2 separate regions of the Homo sapiens genome follow, and region 1 is linked to region 2. Evidence: chromatin contacts called from ENCODE Hi-C or POLR2A ChIA-PET data. All regions are on one chromosome and are shown on one strand. The core of a region is the stretch at or near the end of the contact, and the rest is flanking DNA. Distances in the headings are between cores, read along the strand shown. Region 1 overlaps PTPN21 (protein tyrosine phosphatase non-receptor type 21). Region 2 overlaps PTPN21 (protein tyrosine phosphatase non-receptor type 21).

The links. A loop is a pair of places that touch in the nucleus more often than their neighbours do. ChIA-PET counts read pairs that join two places held with the same protein, here RNA polymerase II (POLR2A). Pooled maps may share reads with other maps.
Region 1: a map of Right ventricle myocardium inferior shows a loop between it and region 2 (3-fold over the local background). The contact joins two enhancer-like sites. A Hi-C loop is called at or near these places in 9 of 168 maps with a recorded cell type or tissue (IMR-90, PC-3, Right ventricle myocardium inferior and 6 more) and 10 of 50 pooled maps. POLR2A ChIA-PET finds 5 or more read pairs at or near these places in 2 of 52 experiments (MCF 10A and activated CD4-positive, alpha-beta T cell).

What each region holds. Positions count from the first base shown.
Region 1 is chr14:88,533,944-88,536,643 of GRCh38, forward strand. All of the region lies in intron 2 of PTPN21 (protein tyrosine phosphatase non-receptor type 21), which reads right to left. Among named protein-coding and RNA genes, the nearest start is that of PTPN21, 20 kb to the right of the region's middle. Within about 2 kb of position 1,433, at least 3 of the 41 ENCODE cell types and tissues checked have a DNase peak (open chromatin) inside an H3K27ac peak, as active enhancers do.
Region 2 is chr14:88,491,283-88,493,982 of GRCh38, forward strand. All of the region lies in intron 10 of PTPN21 (protein tyrosine phosphatase non-receptor type 21), which reads right to left. Among named protein-coding and RNA genes, the nearest start is that of PTPN21, 62 kb to the right of the region's middle. RefSeq lists an enhancer at 1,161-1,350. Within about 2 kb of position 1,354, at least 5 of the 41 ENCODE cell types and tissues checked have a DNase peak (open chromatin) inside an H3K27ac peak, as active enhancers do.

The DNA of each region.
Region 1 (2,700 bases), core at 183-2,682, 43 kb after region 2:
GACAGAGCCATGCATGTTACCGCCCCTGAAAACTGTCCAGGAGGACAAGATGTGGAGGTGAAAGAAAGTGTTATTGATGATCCTGACCCTGTTTAAGGCTAGGCTAATATGTGTGTCTTAGTTTTCAACACAGAAGTTTAAAAAGTGGCCGGGCACGGTGGCTCACACGTGTAATCTCAGCATTTTGGGAGGCCAAGGTGAGTGGATCACTTGTGGCGAGGAGAGTTCAAGATCAGCCTGGCCAACGCGGCAAAAACCCACCTCTGCTAAAAATTAAAAAAAAGGGGGGGCGGGGGGCGCTTGGTGGTGCACACCTGTAATCCCAGCTACTTGGGAGGCTGAAGCACAAAAATGGCTTGAACCCAGGACGCAGAGGTTGCAGTAAGCCAAGATCACGCAACTGTACCCCAGCCTGGGCAACAAAGTAAGACTGTCTCAAAAGAAAAAAAAAAAAGTTTAAAAAGTAAAAAACAAAAAAATACTTTAAAATAGAAAAAAGCTTATAGGGTAAGGATATAGATATTTTTGTATAGCTGTACAATGTGTCTGTGTTTTAACCTATGTTATTACAAGAGTCAAAAGTTTTAAAAATTTAAAAGTTTGTAAAGCAAAAACGTTATAGTAAGCTGAGGTTAATTTATTATCGAAGGCCAGGTGTGGTGGCTCATGCCTGTAATCCCAGCACTTTAGGAGGCCGAGGTGGGAGGATCACCTGAGGTCAGGAGTTCAAGACAAGCCTGGCCAACATGTTGAAACCCCATTTCTACTAAAACTACAAAAATTAGCCAGGTGTGGTGGTGCACGCCTATAATTCCAGCTACTTGGGAGGCTGAGGCTACTTGGGAGAATGCTTGAGCCTGGAAGTCGAGGCTGCAGTGAGCCATGATTGCGTCACTGCACTCCAACCTGGGCAACAGAGTGAGACTCTGTCTTAAAAAATTAAAAAATTGTGATATATTTAATGTAGCCTAGCTGTACAGTGTTTCTAGAGGCTACAATAGTGTCCTACTACTATAGTGCAACTTCCTAGGCCTTCGTATTCACTGACTCACCCACAGCAACTTTTAGTTCTGCAAGCGCCATTCACGGTAAGTACCCTATACAGGTGTACCTTTTTAATCTTTTACCTCACATTTTTACTGCACCTTTTCTATGCTTAGATATGTTTAAGTACACAAATACTCACCATTGTTATATATATATAATTACCTACAGTATTCAGTATAGTAACATGTTGGACAGGTTTATTATAGCCTACCAGGACTAGGCCACAGCACATAGCAGGTGTGCAGTAGGCTATACCACGTAGGTTTAAGTACTCCCTGTGATGTTCACACAACAATGAAATTGCCTAACGAATTTCTTAGAACATTTCCCTGTCCTTAAGTGACACATGGCTGTATTTCCCCCGGGTGACAATGCCTGAGATTCCAATAGCTGCCACTAGCATGGTGTGGTACAAAGAGCACTAGATTTGCAGGCAAAAGGCTCGGCCTTTGAGTCCTGACTTTACCACTTGCCAGCTCTGGAATGTCTCACTTCCTCACTGAGTCTGTTTCTTAATAGGGAATTTAACATGTACTCTTCCTTCCTCAAAATTGTGGTGAAGAACTTTGTAAGTTCTAATCGTACTGATAATACTGAAAAGCACTCTTACCTTTGTCATGGTACCTATATTTAGCAGATAGGATCTCTTCAGGTATGACAGAAAATAGAATAAAACTTGAATCAAGCATGCTTCTTCCTTGAAAATATCACTATTCAAATAACAGTCAAACTAATTTCTTCCTTTAAAGTCTGAACATACCAGGACTTTTACTAAAAGAAAGGCAAAAACTTTGCTACAGACAGGCCCATGTGCCTGAAATTTTAACTACTGCCTTGGTCTAGGATATCTTCCCAGAAGCACACATCCTCTCTTCCTTGAGTCCAAATCTTCTGGACTATGCACGTCCTGTTAATGGAGTTCGTTTAATTGTAACAGAAGTTTTCCAGCAGACAGCCTTTAGTTATTGGCGTTCAGTTCATGTCTCCTGCCACACTTTGTTATATAACTTTCCAGTGCTTTTCCTGATAAGAAACTTTACCTCCACGTGGCTTCTCTTTCTCCACAGCTGCATCCACTCTCACTGGTGATCAAAGCAAATTGACTTGACCTGTGGGAAACTCATTCCAGCAGAAGTTGTTAAATCACTGAATCTTCTAGCATCCCCTAGATCAATTCTCAATAGTCACTGTAGAGAATTTTGTGAAACTTTCATTGTCAGGTGTGTTTACATTCTCCCTTCCTTTCCTATTTTGTTATGAACAAACATATCAGGATAGTTTTCAAAAAGTTATTCAATGATTTCTTCATAGTTGTTTAAAATTTTTTCATAGCTACTCTTCTAAAATTGTACAGATAACTGTGCCTGCTTTGTAAACTACAGTAAAAATAAAAGTTAAAACAAACTTGGCTTCTTTTCAGCACAATATGGTTGACTTACTTTACATGAACTGATGTTGACTGAGAACAAAGTGATTTGATAACCAAGTTTTTTGTTCAAAGCAAAAGAGAGTTTACAAATTTGAGATGGGGAAAAAATGTGCAGCACCCAAATCATAGTCCCCTAAGGAGACGTCAGCTATTAAAAGCAGGTCCAAATCCTGTCAGAATGTAAACCCTTTCCTAATCCCTAAGTCATTTCTCGTCTAATTATT
Region 2 (2,700 bases), core at 104-2,603:
AGTCACATAAGGCCATCCCAAGCAGCAATAAACTACAATAGATCAGGACTGGGGGTAAAGGGGACACCCTGGGATTACAGTTCCCCTTTCTGTGCAAGTCGAGTCTATCTCCTGGGCCACCAGTCACCCCAGCCCAAAGCAGATGTCCAGAAGCCACCGTCCAGTTCCAGGCCAGGGGCAGTTTTGTTAAATGCCTATCACGCTTTAGTTTACCCATCTGGCCCATGACAACAAGTCTACCAATACTTCAGAATCATAATATTGGAACATGACTAAACAGTCTATATTGAGAGCCTTTAAAACATGGCCATAACAATTAAAGTTCTTTTCATTTTATTATCAAGCAAAATTTTAAAAGCTAATATTAAAAGCTTCATTTACTTTATGTGGGAAACAAACGCTCACAATGAAATATATTAGTTCCCTACAGAATGAATCATAAGTAATTACATAGGAATAGCTCATGGAAATCGACTGCCACAATCTATTGGATATATAGAGATTGAAAGCAAACTTTGGAAAACAGCCCTTTAAACATAACTATTCCATTTTAAAAAGATTCAGGTGTTCCTTATTTAGGTATAGCATATGCAACTGATGACATTAATGTAGTTTTGTTCACACTTGCCAATAAATAGCAATATTCCAAAAACTAGAGCTGAATTTCTAAGACTCATTCACCATAATCAATCATTTGTTGCTTTTCCCTCTTCCCTCTTTTACTTATTACAAGTTGTTAATTTGCAAAAAAAAAAACACAAAACAAAACAAACAAACAAACAAAAAACAGGCACTAACCACCAACCAATATGGATGCCTCATGGAAAGGGATTATGTTTTATGGTTTATTCAAAATGTAGACTCTCCACTATTTTCCAGAGAAGAAACAAACTGAGGTAATAATGGCTCAATATTATGAACACTCTTAACTTATTAAAGTCTTTAAAATGAAAATGCTGTGGTCCAACAGACTGCATTATCTACTGCTTGAATCTTAGAACTTACTTCTGCATAGAAATCATGCCACATATGGCTGGATAACCAGGCCAGCCCCAGGGAACCCCAAAGGCAAGTAGCACTACTGAATATCACCACCAGGGGGAACACTTTCATATGCAAATACACCCAGGCCCCTAGCAGAAACCGCTTCCCATATTTACAAAGAAAGCAGGTTCCTCCTCCCTGTCAGTGCTTACGAAAATCCCATCACCAGACCAGCGATGGGGACTCGGATGCAAACATGGTGCAGGGGAAGGCAGAGAAGAGACAGGGACTGGGCCATACATGCAAACCACTGGCCAGCTCCCCGTCCGGGTGGGCATCCCCGCATGTTATCTTTACACTGCTGCTCCTGCCCAGAGTTTCTCTCACACCCTGCAAGACAGAAGGCACTTCCACAGCCTTTCTCCTTCCTTCCTGGTGCTAAGGGACAAAATGCCCTTGTTAGACTTTGCCTCCACCCCATGCCTCATTTACAATCTGTAATAAAAGGAAGAGACAAAGGAGCAAAAGTGCTCTTCTCCCCTGTGACTCCCATCACTGCCACACTCCGGCTCCCATTGTTCACTAAGCCCTTATGCACCGGGCACCTTGCCAGACAGGGGACACGAAGATGAGGAAGAGGAGACCCTGCCCTCATGGAGCTTCATCAAACAAGAGAGACAGATCAAATGAAAATGATCTGTCAGTTGATATCTGTCAATATGAAAAAAGCAGGCAGGAACTACTCTAACAGGCTAGCACAGCGGCTAAGAGCACAGGCTCGAGTCTTGCTGCTCCACTTACTAGTTGTGTGGCAGGGCAAGACATTTCACTTCTGTAAGTCTCCATACCTTCATCAATAATGGGATAGTAATAATTGTGCCCAACAGGGTTACTGTAAGGATTAAAGAAAATAAAAGCTCTCAGTATAATGCTTGACACAGAGCAAGCATTTACTAAATTATTGTTATGAATTATTCAGGTCATTGTTATAAAAGAGGTAGAAAAAACAACTTTCAGAGTGGTGTCAAGGACTAAGCAAACTGAATGTTTGGTGGTGTCTATGGGGGCTGTATTTTAAACTCAATCTTGAAGAATGACTAAGAGTCTGTCAGAGAAGGGAAGGAAGGGCATTTTAGCAAAGGCCTGGGCTGGGGGCATTCACATGATAAGGAAAGATGCCTTCCTGGAGTCAGACTCCAAGGCCAACTGGGCTGGGGCAGCTAAGTCCAGAGAAGGACCTCAGGAGTCTGCCCTTAATCCTGTACCCAGGACGGGGCGGGTGAGAGGCACATGCTCAGATTTGTTCCTGACATGTAACTTCAAGAGCAGTGCTACATATTTTGCTTATCTATCCAGAAGACTGACTGCATACAGATGAGATAGGGCGTGGGGGGCCAAGTGGGAGGGAGCTCCAGGAGGTGCCTCCAGACATGGACCAGGGACAAGAGGACAGCTTAAAGAAAGGTTGTGGGAATTGAGTGCAACATTTCGGGTCTCAGCTTAGATGTCACTTGGCTGGGTAGCCTTTCCTATCTTGGCAGTTCTGGGTGACGTACCATTTTCCTAAGGGATCTTACAGCACCAAGACATCTTGAATCAGAGCTCTTAACACCTGTATCTATAGATTAGCTGAACAAATTCATTAAGGCCGACAGTGAGCCAGGCCCTTGCTTGGCATGGGGAATATAGCACTGAAGGCAGGGAAGAGTGTCTGTC